3 separate regions of the Homo sapiens genome follow, and all the other regions are linked to region 2. Evidence: chromatin loops called from intact Hi-C (ENCODE). Cell type or tissue: PC-9. All regions are shown on one strand.

The links. Peaks named below come from ENCODE experiments on the same cell type or tissue, not always from the same donor. Only the 100,000 strongest peaks of a DNase experiment are listed, where the experiment ranks them.
Region 1: a loop joins it to region 2, with 8 times the contacts of the local background. A loop is called at or near these places in 1 of 110 quality-filtered maps.
Region 3: a loop joins it to region 2, with 11 times the contacts of the local background. A loop is called at or near these places in 1 of 110 quality-filtered maps.

Annotation. Positions count from the first base shown.
Region 1 is chr6:119,481,778-119,486,777 of GRCh38, reverse strand. All of the region lies in intron 1 of LOC285762 (a long non-coding RNA gene), which reads left to right. The region is part of intron 2 of LOC107986525 (a long non-coding RNA gene); the gene reads left to right. Among named protein-coding and RNA genes, the nearest start is that of MAN1A1, 130 kb to the right of the region's middle. In PC-9, no CTCF peak of the experiment used is centred here; a DNase peak (open chromatin) is centred at 2,017; H3K27ac peaks cover 1,978 bases.
Region 2 is chr6:119,725,811-119,730,810 of GRCh38, reverse strand. The region is part of intron 2 of LOC105377975 (a long non-coding RNA gene); the gene reads right to left. Among named protein-coding and RNA genes, the nearest start is that of MIR3144, 290 kb to the left of the region's middle. RefSeq lists an enhancer at 2,842-3,676. In PC-9, CTCF peaks have their summits at 2,449 and 2,651; a DNase peak (open chromatin) is centred at 3,000; H3K4me3 peaks cover 3,332 bases; H3K27ac peaks cover 4,298 bases.
Region 3 is chr6:119,828,445-119,833,444 of GRCh38, reverse strand. All of the region lies in intron 2 of LOC105377975 (a long non-coding RNA gene), which reads right to left. Among named protein-coding and RNA genes, the nearest start is that of MIR3144, 180 kb to the left of the region's middle. RefSeq lists enhancers at 2,071-2,610, 2,611-3,150. In PC-9, no CTCF peak of the experiment used is centred here; DNase peaks (open chromatin) are centred at 2,694 and 3,764; H3K27ac peaks cover 2,548 bases.

The DNA of each region.
Region 1 (5,000 bases), 240 kb after region 2:
GAAGCCAGCCACCGAGGGCTACTTATTGTATAATTCCATTTGTCTAATATTCTAGAAAAGAGAAAACTTACAGTATGATGGTTAATTTTGTGTGCCTGCTTAGCTAAGCCATGGTACCCAGTTTTTTGTTGTAATTTTTTTTTAGAGAGAAAGATCTTGCTATGTTGCCCAGGTTGGTCTCAAACTCCTGGGCTCAAGTGATTCTCCCATCTTAGCCTCCCAAAATGCTTGGATGACAGACATGAGCCCCCACGCCTGTCCTGGTACCTAGTTTTTCATGAAATATCAGTACAGATGTGCTTTGAAGGTGTTTTTTGTTGTGGTGGTGGTAAAATACATGTAACATAAAATTTGTTATCTTAAATATTTTTGACAGTACAATTTAGTAGTTTTAAGTTCATTCACATTGTTGTACAACCTATCTCCAGAAATCTTTTCGTCTTACAGAACGGCAGGTCTATACCCATTAAACAATAACTCTCCACTCCCCTTCCCCCAGACCCTGGAAATCAACCTTCTACCTTCTGTCTCTGTGAATTTGACTACTCTAGTTACCGCATATAAGTAAAATCATACACTATTGCCTTTTTGTGGCTAGCATATTTCACTTAGCATGATGTCTCAAGGTTCACCTGTGTTATAGTACATGTCAGAATTTCCTTTTGTTAAGGCTGAATAACAGTATACGCTGCATTTTGTTTATCCATTCATCTCTTGATGAACACTTGAGTTGCTTCCATCTTTTGGCTATTGTGAATAATGCTGCTATAAAGTTGGGTGTATAAATATCTCTTTAAGACCCTGCTTTTCAATTCCTTTGGGTATATACCCAGAAGTGGAGTTGCTAAATGAAAAGGATGGGAAGGTGTTTTTCAGATGTGATTAAAATTTAAATAAGTAAACTTTGAGTAAAGCAGATTGCCCCCGACAATATGAGTGGGCCTTATAAAGGCCTTCAGAAAAAAAATTAAGGTTCCCATAAAAAAGAAATTCTGCCTTCAGACTGCCTTCTGACTTGAGCTACAGCATCAACTCTTCCTTGAGCCTCCAACCTGCTGGCCTGCCCTGCAGATTTCAGATTTGCCAGCCTTTACAACCACAGGAACAAATTCCTTAAAAATCTCTCTCTCTCTCTTTCTCTCTCTCTCAGGTCTGTTTTTCCAACTCTGATAAATATGTACAGGGACAGAAACAGATCAGTAGTTGCCAGGAGTCAAGCAGGATTGGGGAAAACAGATTGACTGCAAAGGGATACAAGAGAACGTTTTGGTGTGATGGGAATAATCTGTATCTTTACTGTCTATTACAGTACACACTGGACACATGTGGCTATTAAACACTTGAAATGTGACTAGTCTGAATTGAGATGTGCTGTAAGTATAAAAGACACATCAGACTTCAAAGATTTGAAAAAAATGTAAAATGTCAATAACTTTTATATTGATTACTAGTGAATATTTTTATATATTTGGTTAAATAAACCATATTATTAAATTTCACTTGTTTCTTTTTACTTTGTTAATGTGGCCACTAGAAATGTAAAGTTACATATGTGGTTTATTTCTACTGGACAATGTGGTTTATTGGACAATGCAGTTCTGTATCTTGATTGTGATACTGAATGCGTAACTCCTCAAATTATACACTAAAAAGGGCAAATTTTATTATATGTAAGGTATACCTTAATAAACCTAATTTTAAAATATGGGCTAGGAAATTAGAAATGTTACAAAATACAATTTAATGATACAAAAAGAATTATTATAATATTCATATTACGCTCATCCTCACTGTTATGTCTTTGCTCACTCACGTTATTCCCAGTGTCCGTCAAGTAAACTTATTCATCTCTTAAGAGCTGATTCAGTCAATCTCATGCATCATCCCCATTCCAGCTCTTCCCTGCTACTCTGATGTGTTTTCTCTAAATCCTTGCTGCACTGTGAGTCAGTCTGGTGCCTCCTTGATGACATGGAATTTCAGCATGTTGTGTCGGATAGCAGCCAAGAAAGTAGAAGGGACTCAGCGGCAGGGATTGCCTTCAAAGGGTGATAAGTTCAAAAGCTTAGATCCAGCTGAACTGGTTTTATAAGCGAAGCCTGACAGCCAACTGCAATGGCTCAACATCAAAATGTTTTCTATGTTTTTTATGTATGGTAGGTATGCTTCCTACCTGGAAGAAGTTACCTAAAGCCAGGAACGATGTCTCATTCTTCTTGGGCAGTTTTCCACAAGAATAACTAACCTAAGCTACACATGAAAGTCCACAATCCCTGGGATAGCCACTGCCACTTGACCTGGAGGTGTAAGACTATTATGATCTAATACCAACAACACCTCCTGCCTTAACTGAAACCTGGCTCTCCCAGTACTCCATATCCCCCTATGACACTCTATGGGGTACCCATTTGTTCTCTCACATCTCGTGGACCTCAGGATCTATAGATGTGCTGAGTGTTTTGTTCCCCAATGCTGCTTTTAGAACCAAACTCCCTCACTCACTTCAAAAAAAAAGTCACATTCTTTTAAAGAACATGAGTCTTTGCTGTTTCACTCTCTCTCTCTGCTCCCTGTCATGTCTAAGAAGCACATCACACATACCTCATTTTGTCAATATCTTTGACCTCTGGCTCACATCTTCCTCTTCACTGCAAGTCCTGCTATCAGTGTCCCAAAAGGACAACTCATCCAGCCCAAACATCAACTTCTAGTGGTTACATTCAGCAGCTAATCTTGGAGAGTATGGATACAATGAATTCATGTCCTACACCTTCTGTTCCTTAATTCCATCCTCTTTTTCTTCACCAGCCTATAGTATTCTAGAAATCCACTGAAAGAGGAAGGCTTTTGAAAGAATATGGAGAATGTTAAAAGCGATGGGCCTTTCTAGAAGCCTTCAAGAGGATTATATGTTTTCTCTTGTAATTTAAAGATGATTATCCAATCAATACATTTTAATGTGAGAATGTTGAACAACTATAGGCAAAGATAAAAATTTAAACGACACATAATTTCAACAGCTAGGGGAAATTTCTATTAGCATTTTCATGTATATCTCTTCCCAGACTTCTCCTTCTTAGTATCTAAATTCTTTTTCTTTTTAATAAAATGGCAACTTAGTGAATATACAATTTTGTAACCTGCTTTTTACATTTGCTGTAACATGAATATCATTCCAAATTAGTAAATACATTTTACATCATCGCTTTAATTTTATACTATAATTTATTTAACTAATACACAATTGTTGGCTACGTAGCACATTTACAGTGTTTTGGTATTATAAACAGAATAAAATGATCATCTTTATAGCTAGGTCTTTATGCACATTCTTAATTACCTTAAGATAAATTTCTATAAGTAGCCTTTCTGGGTTAAGGAATTTCTAATGTTAGGTACCTATTAATATCTAAGCATGTTTTGATAGAAACCTCTAAGATCTGTGAGTAACTACCTCCTTTTACACATTGTTAGACTATTTGACAGGATTCCCCTTCTGAGAGACAGAAGTAACTAAACTTCCATCAGGATTAGAACGAAGTTTTTTGTTTATTTATTTATTCTTAAAGCTGCCAGACTTTTATATTCATTCAACAAACATTTATTTAGGACCTGTTATGTGCTGGGCACCATGCCAGATGCTAAGGATAAGAAATGAGTTGACACAGTACAGTCCTCAGGCTGTCACAGTATCAGGTGTGAGATAAACACATTGAATGACGGACACAGTGTAATTCAATACACTTTTCTTGCCTGCATGGCACTACAGAGGAAGGTTGATAAAGGCTTCATCCTGTCTGAACTGTGATGTCTGAACCAAGTCTTGCAGGAAGTCTTCTGGTGGCTGAGATGGCGGCCGAGGTGATCAAGATGAGGAAGAACAGTCCAGGCAAAGGGAAAAACCATGTGCAAAAGCATAGAAGGGCTGGTTGAGGTGGCTCATGCCTGTAATCCCAGCACTTTGGGAGGCCAAGGCAGGTGGATAACTTGAGGTCAGGAGTTCAAGACCACCCTGGCCAACATGGTGAAACCCCGTCTCTACTAAAAATACAAAAATTAGCTGGGCGTGGTGGCAGGCACATGCTACCCGGGAGGGTGAGGCACGAGAATCGCTTGAACCCAGGAGGCAGAGGCTGCATTAAGCCAAGATCGTGCCACTGCACTCCAGCCTGGGTGACAGAGTGAGACTCCATCTAAATAAATAAATAGATTGTTTAAAAGTACAGAAGTATAAAGGAGCAGGTCATTTTGTGTGCCTGAACAAAGGCTACTAAAGAGAGCCTTGCCTGAAATCTAATAAATGCTAAAGATGCCTGTTAGTAGTGAGGATGCTCCATACGGAGACTATATTACTGGATTGCTAATATTTTTAATTAATGACTACTCTTTGTTTATTTTTCATTAACCTTCCTCAGTACTATTAATTCAGAATAAACTCTTAATTCAATTTTTGTTTGTGTCAAGGAATTGATGTTTCCCCTAGCCAGAAGAAAGTCCCTTCCCACTGTCTCTATGTATATTTTGGATACACTATATAAGAACACAAATGATTGAAGTCCAGACTGCACAAACCCCAAGAGAATGCATTTTCCAACTCCAGCAGACACTCTATTTGACCAACATACCAGACCTATTTTTCAGATGTTACACCCTTCTGCAATAAGTAGGAGGAAAAACTTCTTTCAGTTCTGTGTTTAATCAAAACAAAGAATCCATACTAGATATTTTTTCTTACTAAACACTGCTAAAATGCATTATTATGCCAAAGAACACATCTTTTCTATAATTTAACTGTCGCTGAAAAAGTATAAGTTTTCCATTCATATTCAGTTTTTGAGTATTCAAATCACTCTTACTTTTACATATATTTGAGCTTCAAAACAATCTTGGAAGGTCCTGAAGCTCAAAACAGCCTCGTAATACTATCCCTATTTTTATAGACAAGAAAATCAAAGCTGAACATATGTGGCTTACCCAAATTCGCACAATCTTTATGACCA
Region 2 (5,000 bases):
ACCAGGAATACATAGGTAACATATGGGAATTTATTAATCAAATAAATATCATGACTAAGTTAAATAAGAAAATCTCAAATAATTTTAATACATTGAAAAAAAAACATTAAATAAATTTAACACCCACTCCCAATGGCAAATCTCTTAAAAACATGAATAGAAAGACTTGATATATTAAAATCAATCACAACCCTTCTAGCCAACTTCCTATTTAAACATTGCATACATGACCATTAATACCAGGTAGTGGCATCAATGCCAAAAATAATAATCATGTTTCCCACAAATAATGCACACATGATTATTCTGAATCAGATAGCCAATGCAATTAGAGAAGAAAATACAATATGAACAATGAAAAATACAAAAATATAGGAAAAATCTAAATATTTACATACCTACAAAAAAGATGAAGAAACCAACTAAGAAGCTATTAAAAATAGAAAATAAAATAATTGAAATGGACATATAAGCCAAAAAATTAATGTTTTCAAAATTAGAAAACTTAAAGCAACATACAATAGTAACAAGAAACATAAAAATAAGGAATTAACTTCACAGAAAATTAGATCACCTATATGAAGAAAATTATAATATTTTACTCAGAAGCATATAAGCAAAATGAATATGTAGAAAACACACAGATTATGAGAGAGAAAGGCACATCTTTATAAAGACAAATTCTTCCAAAAATTAAGCTATGAATGTATTCATTTTCTGTCAGAATACTAATATTTTTTCAGTGAATTGATGAAAATTATCTTAAAGTTCTCTAGGTACCCAGGAAAACCATGAAAAGGAAGGCTAATGAGGAAGGACTTATCCTTCCAGGTTCTAAAGCATAGTCTCAATTTATCATAATCAAGAAAGTATGGCACCTTCAAAAGAGAGAACAGCAACACAAATATATAAAAATTCGGTACAAGATAAAAATGGCTTCTTAAATTGACACAGGAAAAGAATAATTTAATGATGGAGTTGGGACAATTGTTGAGCAATATAGAATATAATCAGATAGGTTCCGCTCTATTCTACCCAAAAATAAATTTAAAAAGAATCACAAATTAAATTTAAAAGTAAAGCCATGTAAGTGCTATAGGCATATAGAGATAAATATTTACATAGTGTAACACATTATACAACTTTATATTACACACCATTATATTATAGATGCAAAAATGTAAACATGACATGAAAAGCAGTAATTATAAAAGAAAAATGTTTGAGTTCTCATAAGTTAGAACAAGTATTGGATGTATATTAAATATGACAATGTTAATGTATGTGCAAAGATTACGTGCATCTATAGCATGCTCTCATTTTGAAAAAATCAGTACATATATTTGAATGATATAACTATTTTATAGTTACAAAGCCTAATTTCTAAAAATAATTAATGTCTAATTCTGGATCTCCTCCAGCAAACCTTATGTCAAGCAATTTAATTTAGCACTTAGATACCCAGACAGTTGGTCTGATAAACAAGATGGCTACTAAGCGACTATGGTATTCTGTAGACAAACGGAAGATTCATGTCCCAGGTGAGAACTGCTAAATGTCATCACCCTACTCAGAATGACATCCAATTTAAAACTTAAGAACTGTTTATTTCTAAAACATTCCACTTAATGTTTTCAGGCTACAGTTGACCACAGGTAACTGAAACTGCAGAAAACGAAAGTGAGGAAAGCAAAACTGAGAATAAGAGAGGACTACTGCACACACACTTATAAAATTGTTAATATAAAAATAGATGTATATACAGTTATAGATATATAGTGATAAAAATTAGCCTGGAGATGATAATTATTTAAGTATTAATAGAGGTTAAATGTTTCAAACTTGCCCAACATTTATTACATTCATAGATAAATTCTAAAAACATTTTAAAACATGATTTTCTAAATTTACAGCTGTCCAGGCAATCTTCTAATTCACATGGGTAACAATGTACGTTTCAAAAGGGTTGAGAAGATTGTTCAATGACGTAGGTTTATCTTATTCATACATGGCTTAAGCCTGGCTTTGAAAAACTTTTTAGAAGTAAAAACAGACTATATCTGAATTTGTGCAATTATGTGTTTGATTTAGCAAAGTAGAAAGAATTCATATAGCTAAATCCTGCTCACTTCTCCAAATATTAAAGCCACTGGGGCCCAAAATAGCACAAAGACATGGAGGAAGAAATAATTCACGCTCTCTTTGTGACTGACAGTTAAGCTGGGACATCAGTTTTCTCCTACTCTCTGAGACTGCCACCAACTCTCCTGGTTCTCAGGACTTTGAACTCAGACTGGAATTTACATCTCTGGCTCTCACAGGTCTCCAGCTTGCTGTCTGCAGATCCTAGGAACTTCTCAACCTCCATAATTGTGGGTCCCCAACCCCCAAGCCACAGATCTGTACCAGTCTGTGTCCTGTTAGGAACTGAGCTGCATAGCGGGAGGTGAGCAGCAGCAATTAAGGAGATCATCACGGTGGATGAGAGGCAGGACTAGATTGCAGCTCCTACTCAGACAGAGCGGCATGCGGAGGCTCGCATCGTGAATTTTAGCTCCAGAATGACTGCAAGAACAAACCATGAATCCCCAGAGGACCCACAGACCCTCTGAAGGAAGCAGAGTGATCCTGCACGACCTGGGAGACACCCCAGATACTGTGAGTGCCCAAACTGTGGAAGTAGAAAAGGGAGATCCTCTGCTCCTGAACACACACCCCTACTGGGGAAACGGAAGGTTTGCAGAAGTTTCTGACCTTACCTGGAGCTGAGTCAATTTAGACAGCCAAGCAAAATACAAGGGTAGAAGAAGCAGCAGGAAGGGTCCTGGGAACTCATTGGGTCCCCAAGCAGGCCATTCATGCCTGGCACCACAGGGATCCTTCAGGAGGGTGTCCAGAGGTATGGGGAAAATGCCACAGGGAGAAGGAAGTCTCCAGCTGAACTTTGTAACAATTTGAACCAGGTGAGAAGCCTCCTGGCCAGAACTTGCTGGAGGGCATGAATCCAGCCAGCAGATTCCACAGGTGGGGGAAGAACTAAAGTCCTTTTCTTTCACAGCTGGGAGGCGGGTAGCCTGGGGAAAGTTCTCAAGCCCTGCTTGCCTGCTGCCTGGAAACAGACTCTGTGCTGTTGGAGGTGGCACAGTGGGAGTGAGACCAGCTCTTCAGATTGTGTGGGAGCTGGGTGAAGCCTGTGACTGCCAGCTTTCCCCTACTCCCCTGACAACCTGCATGACTCAGCAAAGGCAGCAATAATCCTCCTAGGTACACAACTCTGTTGACCTGGAAAACTCACCCCCAACTCTGACAGCAGCCACAGCAAGACCCACCAAAGCAGAGCCTGAGCTCAGACACGCCTAGCCCCACCCCCACCTGACGGCCCTTCCCTACCCACCCTGGAAGCTGAACACAAAGGGCATATACTCTTGGGAGTTCTAGGACCCTGCTCAACCCCAGTTCCTCTCCATATTAGCAAAGCTGATGCTCTCTGGAAAGCGCTACCTCCTAGCAGGAGGTCAACTAGCACAAAAATAGAACATTAAACCACCAAAGCTAAGAACCCTTACAGAGTCCATTTCACCCCACTGCCACCTTCACTGGATCAGGTGCTGGTATCCATGGCTGAGAGACCAATAGACAGTTCACATCACAGGACTCTGTGCAGACAACTCCCAGTACCAGCACAGAGCCTGGCAGACTTGCTGGCTGGCCAACCCAGAAGAGAGATAACAATCACTGCAGCTCAGCTCCCAGGAAGCTACATCCATAGGAAAAGTGGGAGAGCACTACATCAAGGGAACACATCATGGAGCAAAAGAATCTGAAAAACAGCCTTCAGCCCTAGACCTTCCCTCTGACAGAGTCAAGCCAAATGTGAAAAAAAAAAAAAAACACACACACACACACAGAAAGCCAACTCTGGTAATATGACAAAACACCCCCAAAAAATCACACTAGCTCACCAGCAATGGATCCAAACCAAGAAGAAATCCCTGATTTACCTGAAAAAGAATTCAGAAGGTTAGTAATTAAGATAATCGGGGAGGCACCAGAGAAAAACAAAGTCCAATGCCAGGAAATTCAAAAAATGATACAAGAAGTAAAGGGAGAAATATTCAAGTAAATAATAGCATAAAGAAAAAACAATCAAAACTTCAGGAAACATTGGACAGACTTATAGAAATGCAAAATGCTCTGGAAAGTCTCAGCAATAGAACTGAACAAGTAGAAGAAAGAAATTCAGAGCTTGAAGACTAGGCCTTCAAATTTACCCAATCTAACACAGACAAAGAAAAAAGAATAAGAAAATCTGAACAAAGCCTCCAAGAAGTCTGGGATTATGTTAAATGACCAAACCTAAGAATAATCGGTGTTCCTGAGGATGAAGAGAAATCTAAAATTTTGGAAAACATATTTGGGGGAATAATCGAGGAAAAGTTCCCCGGCCTTGCTAGAGACCTACACATCCAAATACAAGAAGCACAAAGAACACCTGTGAAATGAATCACAAAGAGATCGTTGTCTAGGCATATTGTCATCAAGTTATTTAAAGTTACAACAAAGGAGAGAATCTGAAGAGCTCTGAGACAAAAGCACAAGGTAACCTACAAAGGAAAGCCTATCAGATTAACAGCAGAATTCTCAGCAGAAACCCTATAAGCTAGAAATGATTGGGGCTCTATTTTTAGCCTCCTCAAACAAAATAATTATCAGCCAAGAATTTTGTGTCCAGTAAAACTAAGCATTATGTATGAAGGAAAGATACAGTCTTTTTCAGAAAAACAAATGGCTAAGAGAATTTGCCACTACCAAGCCACCAAGACAAGAACTGCTAAAAGGAGCTCTATCTAAATCTTGAAACAAATCCTGGGAACACATCAAAACAGAACGTCTTTAAAGCATAAATCACACAGGACCTATAAAACAAAAATACAAGTTAATTAGCAAAAACAACAACAACAACAACAAAAAGAGGTACACAGGTAACAAATAGCACGATA
Region 3 (5,000 bases), 100 kb before region 2:
TAATATCCATGAAAGTCTTTATTTATTTTTAATTTCCATCCCTTATCACATCATTGAACCAAATTTTCTAATTCTGGAGGCTGTTTCTGACTATGTAACCCCATTTTGCCATATCTGTTTCATCTTGCACATTATTATAAAGGTTTTAAATGGTCTAAAACCCATCCTAAAACCCATTATAAAGGTTTAAATGGTCTAAACCCCATCCTAATGTCCATTTGAGAATTACTTTTTAAGACTACTTTGATGAATAAATGTAGTTAAACAGCAAATCAAGACATACAAAATACAAGGCTCATGAATTAGCATTTATGCTTTCTACCTGCAGGGAGAGTAATCACTATTTGGTAAGAAAGATGAATCTTTTAACTCAGGAAAAGTTTCACAAAGGAAGTGGAATTGTAAGAAGTCTGAAATAACCGATAACTTTTGGATATATTTATATGACATTGAAGAACTATTTTTAAAAAAATCACAAAGCAGTACAGAGAAAGGTTAATGTTTCTTCAAATGTGAAGTAAACAAACATGAAACTCACACAAATCCAAGTCCCATTCCAACTCTGCAGACAATTGGTTGTGGATCTTTGATGAGTTAACCTCTAAATTGTACTTTCTTCATGAGTAAAATGAGCATAATATACTCACCTTCACCTACAGAAAATAATGTAAATGAAGTAATTTATATAGTCCCTAACATATTTTAGCAAGGTATTATTTGTTCAATTAATACAGAAAAAAACATTCACTGTGTAGGACACCTGTATCATAATTGTTTGCTTTTACCTCTATGGTACACCAGGTCTACTAAGGTGAGTCACAGGTGGTTATTTCTATATTTTTCATTTGACTCATTACTTTATTGTCAAAAGTTGGTCTAATTTCAGCAGCCACAACTCTTAGAAGTAAAATTTTGGGAGAAAATGGCTTTTAGTTATGCTTGTAGTCTCTAATCTATACTATAGCACTTTATATCATATTCTAATTATATCTCATATAACGTCTTATTATATATCATATATTTTTACTGCCAAAATTCCTTAAGGTTCAAGTGTCATGTTTAAATTACTTCATCTACTTCCTATTGCAGAAGATTTTTATGTTACATGTATATCTCACGATAAGTATTTTTAATTGCTCACTTTTTAAATTTCAACTCTATGGCCCATCAAATCTTAATTATAACACCACTTGGTATAATCTTTTCTTATTCTTCTTATAAGAGATTAGCACAGAGGCACTAATTTGGCCTTCGAAATTAGTTGAATTCAAACCTTTGCTATTCTAATTTTATCCATGCCATCTTGGATAAATTAATTCATTTGTCTTAACCTATGGAGCGTGTGTGTGTGTGTGTGTGTGTGTGTGTGTGTGTGTGTGTATTCAGTCATATAACAAATGCTCATTAAATAGCACCTATATATATTCTTTTGTTTAAATTTTCCATCTGGGTTATCTCTGTTTAGAAAACAATTATCATTTGCTGATGACTTCTTATTCTTCACACTCCCTCTCACATCTACATATTTACTTTGATCCCACTGTCATCGCACATCTGGGCCCTCACCCTTAAATGTCCAAGTGCTGATGCCAATGAGCTCTCATCTGTTCTCTGGGCCTCTAGCCTCTTTCTCATCAAATCATATTCCTGCCAAGAGAAGGCCCTATAAAATATTTTGGACCATGTCACCCTCCTTAAAACATTCACTGGCTTCCCCTTGCCCAGGCCAAATTTTCCAAAATATATTTCACATAACACTGGTTCCACAAGACGCTTCTTAGAAATGAGGTTCTGAGGACACACCAGAAAACACAGTACACTCTATCCTCTACTTGAAAATTCACAGGTCATTGCGGGAGAGGATGAATAGGAGGCAAGACTAACTTGTGGCTCCCACTCAGCCAGACAGAGCAGCATGTGGAGACTCACATCATGAACTTCTGCGCCAATAACTACCTCAGGAACATACAAGGAAAGCTGAGAGAATCTACAGACCCTTTGAAAGAAGTGGAGTGCTGCTTCAGGCCCTGGGTGACAGCCAAAAAACCATGAATGCCCAAAGTGTGAAAGTGTGAGGAGGATCATCCACCCCTGAACACATACTCTCACTGGGGAACCTGAAGGTATAGATCACAGGAGGAGGGTTTTGACCTTACCTGGAACTGAGATAACTTCAGAGAGCTGAGCAAAATACAGGGGTAGAAGAAGCATCGAGAAGAGCCCTGTTGTCTCTCTCAGTCCCCAGGGAAGTCATTTCTGACTTTGTCTCACAGGAGTCCTTGGGGAGGGCTGCCAGAGGAATTGGGAAAAAAACACAGGGAGAAGGAAACTTCCAGCTGAACTTTGTAACAATTTTGACCAAGCATGAAGTTTCCTGGACAGAACCCAGAGGAAGGGGTGAATTGGGAGTGCAGACAAAGCACAGAAGCTGTGGCAGGCAGGGAGACATGAAACCTGGAAGCCCTGCTTGCTTTATCAGCTGGAAGGCTGGTAGACTGAGGAAAGCTCTCAGCCCTGCTCAGCCGCTGTCTGGAAACAAACTTGGTGCTGTTTCAGGGAGGGCCACGGTGGGAGTGAGAACAGCCCTTTGGGCTGTGCGGGAGCTGGGTGAGACCTGTAACTGCCAGTTTTCCCTCACTTTTCTGGCTACCTGCATGACGCAGCAGAGGTAGTCATAATCTCCCTGGGAACATAACTCCATTGGCCTAAGAACCACACCCCCATCCACCACAGCAGCCACAGCAAGCCCCACCCAAGGAGAGTCTGAGCTCAGACATGCCTAATCCTGCCCCCACCTGATGGTTTTTCTCTACCCACCCTGTGAGCCAAAGACAAAGGACATAATCTCTTGGGAGCTCTTGAGCCCCACCCACCACCTGATCCTCCCTATACTACCACAGCTAATGATCTCTTGAAAACACCACCTCCTGGTTGGAGGCAATCAACACAAAACTAGTGCAATAAACAAAACTACAACTACAGACCCTCACAGAGTCCACTTCACTTGCTTGCCACCTCCACCAGAGCAGGTGCTAGTATCCATGGCTGAGAGACCTGAAGACAGTTCACATCACAGGACTCTGTGCAGACACTCCCCAGTACCAGCCCAGAGCCTAGTAGCTCTGCAGGGTGGCTAGATCCAGAAGAGAAAAAAGAATCACTGCAGTTTGGCTCTCAGGAAGCCACATCCTGGGGGAAGGGGGAGAGAACCACATCAAGGGAATACCCCATGGGACAAAAGAATCTGAACACCAGCACCTGAGCCCCAGAGCCCCAGATCTTTCCTCTCACACGGTCTACCCAAATGGGAAGAAACTAGAAGAACAATTCTTGTAATATGACAAAACAAGGTTCTTTAACAGCCCCAAAGGATCAAAACTAGTTCACCAGCAATAGATCCAAATCAAGAAGAAATCTCTGAATTTCCAGAAAAACAATTCAGAAGGTTGATTATTAAGCTAATCAAGGAGGCACCAGAGAAAGGTGAAGTCCAACTTAATGAAATAAAAAATAATAATAATACAAGATGGCTGGGTGCATGGTTCAAGCCTGTAATCCCAGCACTTTGAGAGGCCAAGGTGGGCAGATCATGAGGTCAGGTGATCGAGACCATCCTGGCCAACATGGTGAAACTCCATCTCTACTAAAACTACAAAAATTAGCTGGGCATGGTGGTGCACGACTGCAATCCCAGCTACTCAGGAGGCTGAGCCAGGAGAACCCTGGAGGCAGAGGTTGCAGTGAGCGAAGATTGCACCACTGCATTCCAGCCTGGTGACAGAGCAAGAGACTCCATCTAAAAAAAAAAAAAAAGGAAAACAAGACATGAAGGGAAAAATCTTCAGTGAAATAGATAGCATAAAGGAAAAACAATCACAACTCTGGAAATGAAGGACACACTTAGAGAAATGCAAAATATACTGGAAAGCCTTCGCAATAGAATAGAACAAGTGGAAGAAAGAACTTCAGAGCTCAAAGACAAGGCCTTCAAATTAGCCCAGTCCAACAAAGACAAAGAAAAAAGAATATTAAAAAATGAACAAAGCATTCAAGAAGTTTGGGATTATGTTAAACGACCAAACCTAGGAAGAACTGGTATTCCTGGGGAAGAAGAGAAACATAAAAGTTTGGAAAACATATTTGAGGGAATAATCAAGGAAAATTTTCCTGTCCTTACTAGAAATCTAGACAATGAAATACAAGAAGCTCAAAGAACACCTGGGAGATTCATCGCCTAGGTACATAGTCATCAGGTTATCTAAAGTCAAGATGAAGAAAAGAATCTTAAGAGCTATGAGGCAAATGCCTCAGGTGACCTATAAAGGAAAACCTATCAGATTAACAGCAGATTTCTCAGCAGAAACCCTACAGGAGGCTAAAGGCACTATCTTTAGCCTCCTTAAACAAAGGAATTATTAGCCAAGAATTTTGTATCCAGTGAAATTAAGGTTCATAAATGAATGAAAGGTAGTCTTTTTCAGACAAACAAATGCTGAGAGAATTCGCCATTACCAAGTCTTCACTTTAAGAACTGCTAAAAGGAGCTTGAAATCTTGAAGCAAAGCCTTAAAATATACCAAAATAGAATCTCCTTACAGCATAAATCTCACAGGACATATATAACAGTAACACAATGAATAAAACACAAGGTATTCAGGCAACAAACAGCACAATGAATAGAAGAGTACTTCATATCTCAATACTAACATTGAATCTAAATGGCCTAAAAGCTCCGCATAAAAGATATAGAATGGCAGAATGAATAAGAATTTGCCAACCAGGTATCTGCTGTCTTTATGTCTTTATCTGCTGTGTTTCTGAGGACTCACATAAACTTAAAAACATAAAGTGGGGAAAGCACACCATACTCAACAAACGTTGTTGGGATAATTGGCAAGCCACATGCAGAACAATAAAAATGGATCCTCATCTCTCACCTTATACAAATATTAACTCAAGCTGAATCAAAGATAACATTGGAAAAATCCTTCTAGACATTG